2 separate regions of the Homo sapiens genome follow, and region 2 is linked to region 1. The links are chromatin loops, found by intact Hi-C in ENCODE. Cell type or tissue: PC-3. All regions are shown on one strand.

Region 1 (5,000 bases):
TCTTTCAGCCAGAAGAGCAGAGAGAAGATTGTAAATCAAGGAAAAGGTGAAGTAATAAATTAGGAGGGAACTTTGGTATTCCGAGTATATAAAGACTATTTATTTTTCCTGTGTCTATATTTTCTCTTTTTGTGGAGGAGAGGAAATTCTAAAAATATTTGATAGATGTTTTGCCATTAACACCAGAAAAGTGTGTGGGGAAAAAGAAAGGAGGGAAGGAGTGGGGGGTTAATTTTGTTTAATTAGTAGAAAAAGCAACATAAATCAAAGCAGTCTATTGATGCCAGTCCTTAATTTATAATGTTCTGAAAGTAAAGTGAATTTATTTACAACATAAGTGATTTGATAATTTCAATCTGATTTTTGTTTTAACCTTCTATTGGGAGAAGGGTTGACTTTTTAAAGCCTGGATAGTTTGAAACTTGGCTAGGTACCTTGGACTTTTTATTGTGGAAGCAAATATTATCATTTCAATGTTAAACAACTTGCAAGTATTAAATGGCTCATTTGTGATTGACTTTTTTTTTTTTTTTTTTTTTTTTTTTACAGATTTCCCCCTTCAGATCTAACGATTACATTAGGGCTCCTGCATCTTTTTGGAAGGATTCTTTTTATAAATCAGAAAGTGTTCGAGGTTCAAAGGTTGACATTTCTGAGTGCTGATACTTTGTCCTTTCATACTATCCAAACAAGTCTAACATTTAGAAATCCTTACACATTCAAGGGAAGTTGTGGAAATTCCCAGAGAGAGAGTGTGTGTGTGTGCGTGTGTGTGTTTTGGTTTTGTTTTGCTTTTTTTCTTTGTTAGTGAGAAGAAGCCGAGTCTTTTAAGGTACGGGGTTTACAGTAATGAACTGAGGAAGGCAGGAGCTTCTAAGAAAATATGCCCCCCCACCCAACCTAAGCAGTAAACTTTAACTGCTAGCTAGCTGCAGTGAACCAGTGGGAGCCCCGATGAGCGAGGGTCTCGGTGACAGCGTGCTATTTCTCCCACCCTGGGTAAAATATGTGGAGCATCACCCGGAAAGTCGGGCTTGATAAAGGCCACATTCCTTGAATCATCTCAAGAATCTAAATCACACTAGCCTTCTAGAAACTAATGAACCCTACCAGCAGGATTGCCTAGAAGACAAATATCCCTTGAATGGTTCCCAGTCCACTCGCGCTCTTTTCAAAAAGTTAGAGGAGCCCTGGGGAGGGTATCCACTCCCGCTGCAATCCTTTCCTAGATGATACTACCCAGTAATTCCGAGCAGTCTTTCTTCCCCGCCCATTAGCTTTGGAAAGAACCTCGGCTTTCCCGTCGCTTCTCCCAGGCAGAGCAGCACATAACCATAGTTCCACTGCATCTGTCCGCTGGCTGCAGCGACTCGGATACAGTCTTCCAAGAATCTGTAACCTGGGACTTTTGAGGGGGAGGGGACAAGCAGGTAGGGTATCAGAGAAAGGATGGGTTAGACTCCCGACCATGAGTGAAAAGGGCCGTGTGCGTGCTCCAGGAGTGTCGGTCCCCCTCTGCAATTCAAAAGGGGGATCTCTCCTGTGCGCGGGTTTTTTGGGACCGGCTCCAGATGTCTCCCAGCAGTTCTGAAACAGCAAAAAGTGCAATTTAGATATGAAATCTGGAACTGTTTTTGTTCTTCTAAGCAAAAGATCTCCCTCTCTCTAGCCGATGCTCCCCACTCAGTTCATCCCGGGAATGGGCCAGGGAGGAAGGTTCTCATGCATCGCCCCGAGCTGCCAGGCGAGCTTCGGGCTCCTTAAATTCACAGGCCAACAGCCCGCGTCCTCTCCGCGCAGGCTCCCGGTTGCCCGCGGTCCCCGGCCCAGCTCCTTGGCCTCCTCCTCGTCGGTCCGCCCCTGGTGGTCTTGGCGCCCGCTCGTCCAGCTCGGCGCGCCGGGGACCGCCGGCTGCCCGGGGCAGTCCGCACGCCCTCGGGGATCTCGGCTCCCGGATCCGCCGCGCCGGCAGGAGCCGGCCGGGCCTGGAGGGAGCAAGCGGATGCGCCCACGCCCCCGGCACGGGGATGGCGCGACAGGGCCCGGGCTCCGGGGTGGGGCTCGGCAGAGCTCCTGACAGCTCCGGGGTCGGCAGCGCGGGAGGGGGGAGCTCCGCCGCTCGCCGCTCATTCCCGGCTCGGGGCTCCCCTCCACTCGCTCGGGCGGCGCGGGGCCCGTTCGGGCCGCCCGTCGCCGCCCCCGCCCCCCGCGCGCCCGCCCGCCAGCCCGCCTGCGCCCTCGCTCGCCCCGCGCGCGTTCCTAGGGCGCCACCTCTTTGCGACTAGCTCACTTCTCCGGCAGGTTTGCCTCGGAGCGTGTGAACATTCCTCCGCTCGGTTTTCAACTCGCCTCCAACCTGCGCCGCCCGGCCAGCATGTCTCCCCGCCCGTGAAGCGGGGCTGCCGCCTCCCTGCCGCTCCGGCTGCCACTAACGACCCGCCCTCGCCGCCACCTGGCCCTCCTGATCGACGACACACGCACTTGAAACTTGTTCTCAGGGTGTGTGGAATCAACTTTCCGGAAGCAACCAGCCCACCAGAGGAGGTAGACAGACAGCTATGTATATATATGTGGGTTTCGCTACAAGTGGCTCTGGAACGAAAGGGCCTGGTTCGCAAAGAAGCTGACTTCAGAGGGGGAAACTTTCTTCTTTTAGGAGGCGGTTAGCCCTGTTCCACGAACCCAGGAGAACTGCTGGCCAGATTAATTAGACATTGCTATGGGAGACGTGTAAACACACTACTTATCATTGATGCATATATAAAACCATTTTATTTTCGCTATTATTTCAGAGGAAGCGCCTCTGATTTGTTTCTTTTTTCCCTTTTTGCTCTTTCTGGCTGTGTGGTTTGGAGAAAGCACAGTTGGAGTAGCCGGTTGCTAAATAAGTAAGTGCTGAGAGGCTCCAGAGAAATTTTTTTTCTTTTCAACTTGGGAGATGCCCTTGATGTTGAAGAGGCTTTTTGAGAGCGGGCTAAAAAGGGGGAGCGGAGTAGTGCGGGGAGATGGAGAGTCCAGACTGACACTCGGGTCCCATTCCCTTCTGTTGCAGGTCCCGAGCGCGAGCGGAGACGATGCAGCGGAGACTGGTTCAGCAGTGGAGCGTCGCGGTGTTCCTGCTGAGCTACGCGGTGCCCTCCTGCGGGCGCTCGGTGGAGGGTCTCAGCCGCCGCCTGTAAGTGCCCCATCCTCCCCAGGGCGCCGGGTTGGGGAGGCCAGGGGGAGGGGCTGCCAAGCTGGGATGCTGCCGAGGGCTTGCAGCGGTCACCGATGCTCCTTGCCCGGGTTAGGGAGAGGGACCATCCCGGATACCTGCCGGGGCCTGAGCCCGGGTCCTCAAACCTGGCAGGAGAACTGGTTGATCTTCAACGGGAGACAGGCAAGAGAGAGACTTTATGTGTGTTTCCATAAGAGGGAGCGTTTCACAGAATCTCTTCTAGGGAAAGATCCTCTGCCTCTAGTGGAAAAGAAAAAAAGTTGGGGGGTGGTGGTTACTGTCAGGACCCGGGAAGCTTCTGAAACTCGGAGGAAGCTGAGCGGTCCTGGGGACGTATGGCCTGCGCGCTTGTATACATACTGAATGTGGGTGGCGGTTTGCGTGTGAAAAAGCAAAAGCCGTACATCTAATTTTATTATGAATGACATAATTTTAAGCATATAAAATAGGAACACATTACATAATAAAAGCGTATTATATAATAAAGTAGCAACAACTTTGCAGTGGCACGACTCCAATGTTAGTATTGATACAGTTCAGGAACGCTAGAGCGCTTGATTCCAAAATGAATTTTAGGTGTGGAACCTTTTTTTTCTTGGAGTTATTGCTAACAGTTCTTTAATCTGGAGTCAAATATTTGCATTGTAGACTGAAAACTTGTATTTTGGCATTCTCACTTGGTGATTCTTTTAATGATAACTTCAACTTTGAAATAATCATACATCCAAGCACACCAGAGAAATATCACTATGTCGTGTGACTGAAAACTTGGAAGAGTGATAGAGTAACATGATCTTAATAATCTGTTGGACCTAGCAGTTCACTAATGTGTATAACACCATAGTTGGGTGATCTTTAAACTGCAGACTCAGTGTTCAGAATGGGAAAACTATAAAGTTCGAGAACTGAGATGCGTTTGACTCTGGAGAAGGAATTAAGGCAAATTTTTACACTAACAATAAAAATAGCAGTATCTAATATTTACAGTCAGGTTTATGGTGCTTCCTTGTAAATTCCCGAGGGTGTACAAAAAGGCAACTGTTTTATACGTGCTTGTGGTCTATTATTATTAGAGGAGAAAATCCTTAAATGAAATTACTTTAGACATGTCGGAACCTTGGCATCAAAATGAAAATCTATTATGAATCTCCTAAGGCAAATTGTGTAGAACATTATACCGAAGATAAGGCTGCATTGTATTCTTCAGATCAACATTTTACCGATGTGTTTCTGAAAATTGTCTTCAGACTTTTTGCTCATTTTGAAACTTGTCTTAAATTCAATAATTTGAAATTCATACATAAATAGAAATGAAGACTGAATTTTTAAAAGCACACTTAAATACTATATTTATTTGGCTAAGAAATACTACCTTGGAACAGAGCCAATTTTTTCTTTAAAGTTGCTTAAGAAATACCTGTTTTCTCTTTTGAGAAACAGCAAATGATTCACGATTATATACACAACTATGGCATAAAAATACTGCTAAGTTGTCCTAAAGGCTATTTTTAACTCTTTCTTTGTTGCACCTTACAAAACACACATCAGAAACCATTTAGCAGCCAGCGACTGTTATAGTTTTGTTTGTGGGTGAAATATAATATTGTAGTTAAACACTCACACTCAGCAGATGGTTATAAAACTACCACAAAACATTCTCATAGTTAATGGGTAATAGATCATCACATTACAGGCATGGTTTTTCATGGAGGCTGAAATCATCAGTAGATGAAGATGTTTCATCAAATTATCATAGCCAAATGGAGTTTTTAAAAACAAGTCA
Region 2 (5,000 bases), 900 kb before region 1:
CAATATGCTTTTACCCAGCTCTTCCTATTTACCTTGTGTCCTTTCAATCCTTTTATTCTTTAATGCTGTCTGGTTTTTGACATGAATTTGAGGCCTCTAGTAAGGAGGAGGAAAGTGCTCAACAGTATTTTTGGATGAGAAGATGCCCATTTGATTTTGTTGAAGTAATTGTGATGGGGAAAGGGAGAGAGAAAAACTATGTAGGAAAAATGTTAACTTTTGAATTGTGAAGCCAAGGCAAGACTACATGATGCTGCTTGATGGCAATACAAAGATAACGTTTTTTGACATGCTAAGCCTGCTCTTGATCACAGGAAACAAAGCAATCTCACCGGCTCCCTCAGTGTGTGTAGAAACCCAGCACAGGCCAAGATACCAGCCAACTGTGAACATGCAGTTCAACCCAGAAGGTAAACACCCCAGAGGAGTGTTTCCTGTATGTCGACTGTTGTCATTTAGCTCCCACTCCACCCTGTTCTATAATCTCTCTTATATCATAGGGAATGGAAGAAATACAGTTAGAAATACATTCTACTACACTCTCTCACTCACAGACTTTTGTTACCATTTAACATTAACAAATCTTTGAACAAGATGTGAAGGCTGGCCAGGCACGGTGCCTCCCACCTATGATCCCCACACTTTGGGAAGCCGAGGCGGGTGGATCACCTGAGGTCAGGAGTTTGAGACCAGCCTGGCCAACATTGTGAAACCCAATCTCTACTAAAAATACAAAATTAGCCGGATGTGGTGGCGCATGCCTGTAATCCCAGCTACTAGGGAGGCTGACGCAGGAGAATCACTTGAACCTGGGAGGCGAAGGTGGCGGTGAGCTGAGATCGCGCCACTGCACTCTAGCCTTTCATCCAGTTTCCTGGTCTTTTGCCCTACGGTGTGGCAGCATTTTCCGGTTGTTTTGCCAAAGAGGCAGGAATGTTAGTGGACCCTCTCTCAATCTTTGCTTTTTTAGCCCTTCTAACAGTTTGCTAAGCACATTTCCCTTTATTGTACCCTTTTTTTTATTTGAAACACCTAGAATGAGTTCTATTTTCTTGATTTACACAGAAAAGGACTTAAGCTAGGACTAGAATCCAAACTCCAGCCACAGGGAGAAAGGTCAGAGAACAGGGAGCAGTTATGACTAAAATGTCTGGTTTCGATAATAAGCCAAATTCTTCTCTCCTTGTCCTCTCCAGGCTGTGCACTTTCTCTGTACACAGACTATAATTTGGAACGGATGACACCTATGTCCCTGCTGTCCCCCTCTTAGCTTCTACTATTGCTGTTGGAGCTGTTGACACCTGGCCTTTATTACTCACAAGAGCAATACTAGAACTGTCTTACTAGACCAGAACAGCCACCAAGAGTAGTCTTTGCTTCCATAACATGTGGATTTGAGTTATGACTTAGTGACTTGAGGGATCCCAGAGTTTGACTTTGGCGGGCCTGCTGCATCATTCATAGATGGTGAGAAAGATTGCTTGGCATTTGTCCTGATACTAGGAATAACTAAAAACCTGTTCTCAAGTGAATGTTATTTTGTCCCATCCTCTAATTCTTCTCGAGCTTGGGCTAAGGGTGGACATCATTCCTGAGGATGTCACAGAGAGTAATGACTCCTGTAAATATCCCCTTTTATTTTGAAGGGCAAGTAGATCATCAAAACTAGAAAGAAATCTCCTGTACCTTGGAAATGAAGTAACCTGGGACTCCCATACTTCCTAGAAAATTAGAGTTTAGGTCAAACGAGGACTTTTCAGTAGACTGAAAGCTCTGAAAGAATCTCATGTTTCCCTACTCAGTCCCTTTCATCCCATCCCTTAGATTTTTCACTTAAGCCCCAGGGAAAACACTGCATATATTTATTTCTTGTGGCCACCCTTAAACTTGAAGAATCAGGAGGAGTTCCTTCACCTTAGAAATCCAAAATTTCTGTGGAGGAGAAAAGTAAAGTTTTCTTTTGGAAAATATGGGGAAAGCTAATTGATAGAGTGTTGGAAAAAAAATTAGAAGTGTTACACTCATCTCTTCTTCAGCTCCGAAGATGGAAATTCTCCCTCTTGATGGGGATAAGTTTCTGGTCATGTCTGGCATGTAACTGGTATTAAAACCTTCATGAATTTATCAATAAGATGGAGACAAGCTGATGGAGGCCACACTGCTATAATCTTTCGGGAACTGAAACCTATTGAAAATATAAACAGTTGAGTAGCCTCAAACAAAACTATTGAGTAGCCTCAACTACTTCTACAGGGGTCCCAAAGACATTTCCTGTATTGCTGAATATAGCCTTATGCTGATTAGCAGCACTATATCACAAATGCATCGTTAGCCCTCGTATCCCTTTTTCATAGAATAGCTTAATGGCGGGGTGAGGATGAAGGTTAGAGCTGGAAGTGCTAACGCATAGTACATGTTTTGAAGAAATGCTGCTCCCAAGACAGGCAAGACCCTATTCAAAATTCATGATACCAACTCTGCCTTGCCAGTAGGGGTAGCTGCTGAGCTGCCAAAAGTTGACCTTCTATTAGAGAGTCAGCCCAGGTGGGAGCTTGGAGAACTGGTCCAAGTTTTCCAGTTTATTTCCAACCACTCCACCTAAAATACGGTATCTTCCAGCCATGCAGAAGATACCATACTTTACCACATTACTCACCATTACTTTACCGCACCCAAGTTGCTTTTGCTCACATTGTTCTCTTTCTGCCAGGAATATTATTTCCTTCCTACTCTTCAAAGCCCAGATCAGATATGACCCTTTGTGAACCAACCACCCAGGAACCCCTACATGAAACAAATCTTCCCCTAAACAATGTGCCTGTCCATTCTTTCTTTCTATCATCTACCTATCTATATCTATCTCTATTATCTATCTAATATCTATCTATCATCTCTATAGCTCACACTGTGTTGCAGGTGGTTGTTTACCTATCTGTTTCTCCATCTGGAATGTGAAGTTTCTGAGGGCAAATTCATGTGGCATTTACCTTTATATCCCAGAACCTAGTACAATTGCTGCCATATACACACTCCTCTGGACAAGGAAGTGGTCACTATCAAGAAATCATATCAGGATTGCTTAAAGAGTTTATATTCCAAAAGATACCATGATATTTTGGGGCCAATAGGATTTTTAGGTCTAGCTATTCATCCAAGGAGTAAGAAACATACTTCTCATTGAACTCCGTAGGCAACATATTGGTACGTGTGAGCTGAGTGATTCCTGGCTGAGGCAGCTTCCTCACTTTAAGGGGTTGCATTTTTTATAGGATAGCAAAGGGAGCGGAAATTGAACAGTTAAAGTTATTAGAAACCCGGAGAAGAGAGGTACTGAAGATACCCACAACATGCCCTGGATAGACAGCGCATGCATGTCTGGAGTCAATGAGAATTGCCATCCCTGGTAGAGAGGGTCTGAGCCTCCATCTGGGTCATAAAACCAGCAGAGTAGATTTTTCTTGCAGGCCAATCATAATGCTTAAGAAATGATTCCCCACTGACTTCTTTCACCACCAGGTAGTTTTAGGAGATGAGAGTGGGGTGGGAAAGGGAGGATTTCAAGAATCAGAATTCTTATAACAAGGAAGAATTTCCACATCAAAACCTGGATTTGTAGATCTGTTTTATGCCAAGTGTGAAAAGGCACGAAATAGCTAGGCATGAGCTATTCCCCAAAGACTTGTCCTTTACTAGAAAGAACTTTATAAATGTTAATAGGTACTAGACTAGCTGGAAGCAGATTTGCTCTGGGCCCAAAAACGTAAAATAATCATCACTTTGTTTGTCTGATTCTAAACGGACTTAGTATTGATTTGCATTATAAGAATTCCAAATTCCCACCACTCTGGGAAAGTCATCCAAACCCACTACTTTTCATTCCTGGTAGTTTTCTGCACATGAAACTTCCTTTTCAATTTTGTACCAAGTCTGGAGAAGAATACACATGAGAGAAAGTCTGACCATTGCATCTGCTCTCTTTCCATGGTTCCAGCCCAAACACTTGAGAATGGGTTCCATTTCAACTGGTTTCAAGGGTGTGGCTCAAGTTCAGTCTGTGTACAAAGGAAGGAGTTCAAATTAGTCATAGACCCTAAGAAAGCCTGAGAACAAAAAGTAGGTATAGTATGTACCAGAGGGTTTGCCTCTATTACATGGGACTTAGAAACACACATTATCACTGCATTTCCTGTCATAAAAATATAAGTTCAGAATTTTAGAGTGAAAGAGACTTTAGAAATTATCTCCCTTACTTTACAGTTAAGGATAGACCATACAGTGAGTCAGCAGTGCTGAGGCCAGACACTTCATCTTCTAACTTCCTCAGCACACCTCTTCCTCTCTACTGCAAACTCTCTCCATTACAGAACATTTAATTTTTTTTTTTTTTTTTTTGACAGAGTCTTGCTCTGTCACCCAGGCTGGAGTGCAATGGCGCAATCTCAGCTCACTGCAACCTCCGCTACCCAGGTTCAAGCTATTCTTCTGCCTCAGCCTCCTGAGTAGCTAGGATTACAGGTGCGTGCCACCACACCTTACTAATTTTTGTATTTTTAGTAGAGATGGGGTTTCACCATGTTGGCCAGGCTGGTCTCAAACTCCTGACCTCAGATGATCCATCGGCCTCAGCTTCCCAAAGTGCTGGGATTACAGGCATGAGCCACTGCGCCTGGCCAGAACATTTTAACTTTTAGATCTTTTCATGCATAATATAAACTTAATGCATGTAGCAAGCCTATTTATTCATTTATGAATTTAATACATATTAATTGCCTACTATGTGCCAACATTGTTCTGGCTGCTTTGGAATATTTTAGTGAGCAAAATACACTAACATCCCTATACTTGCAGAGTTTATATATTCTAGTGGGATAGTTAAGACATACATACTCATGCCCATTTGACAGATCAAAAAATGAAGACTCATAAAAAAGTAGCTTGGAAAACAAGTTAACTAATAACAGATTTGGCACTGTGATTTAGAATTATTGCCCCAGACCTGG

The links. A loop is a pair of places that touch in the nucleus more often than their neighbours do. Peaks named below come from ENCODE experiments on the same cell type or tissue, not always from the same donor. Only the 100,000 strongest peaks of a DNase experiment are listed, where the experiment ranks them.
Region 2: it touches region 1 in a loop (8-fold over the local background); 20 of 110 quality-filtered maps call a loop at or near these places.

What each region holds. Positions count from the first base shown.
Region 1 is chr12:27,967,569-27,972,568 of GRCh38, reverse strand. PTHLH (parathyroid hormone like hormone) reads left to right here. Exons shown (of 6, transcript NM_198965.2): 1 at 1-46; 2 at 550-642; 3 at 2,302-2,544; 4 at 3,053-3,175. The coding sequence starts at 3,075. Among named protein-coding and RNA genes, the nearest start is that of PTHLH, 2.7 kb to the left of the region's middle. RefSeq lists enhancers at 2,667-3,176, 3,177-3,687. In PC-3, no CTCF peak of the experiment used is centred here; DNase peaks (open chromatin) are centred at 1,378, 2,348, 3,458, 4,838 and 3 weaker places; H3K4me3 peaks cover 5,000 bases; H3K27ac peaks cover 5,000 bases.
Region 2 is chr12:28,870,362-28,875,361 of GRCh38, reverse strand. No RefSeq gene overlaps it. Among named protein-coding and RNA genes, the nearest start is that of FAR2, 280 kb to the left of the region's middle. In PC-3, no CTCF peak of the experiment used is centred here; DNase peaks (open chromatin) are centred at 2,541 and 4,141; H3K27ac peaks cover 2,881 bases.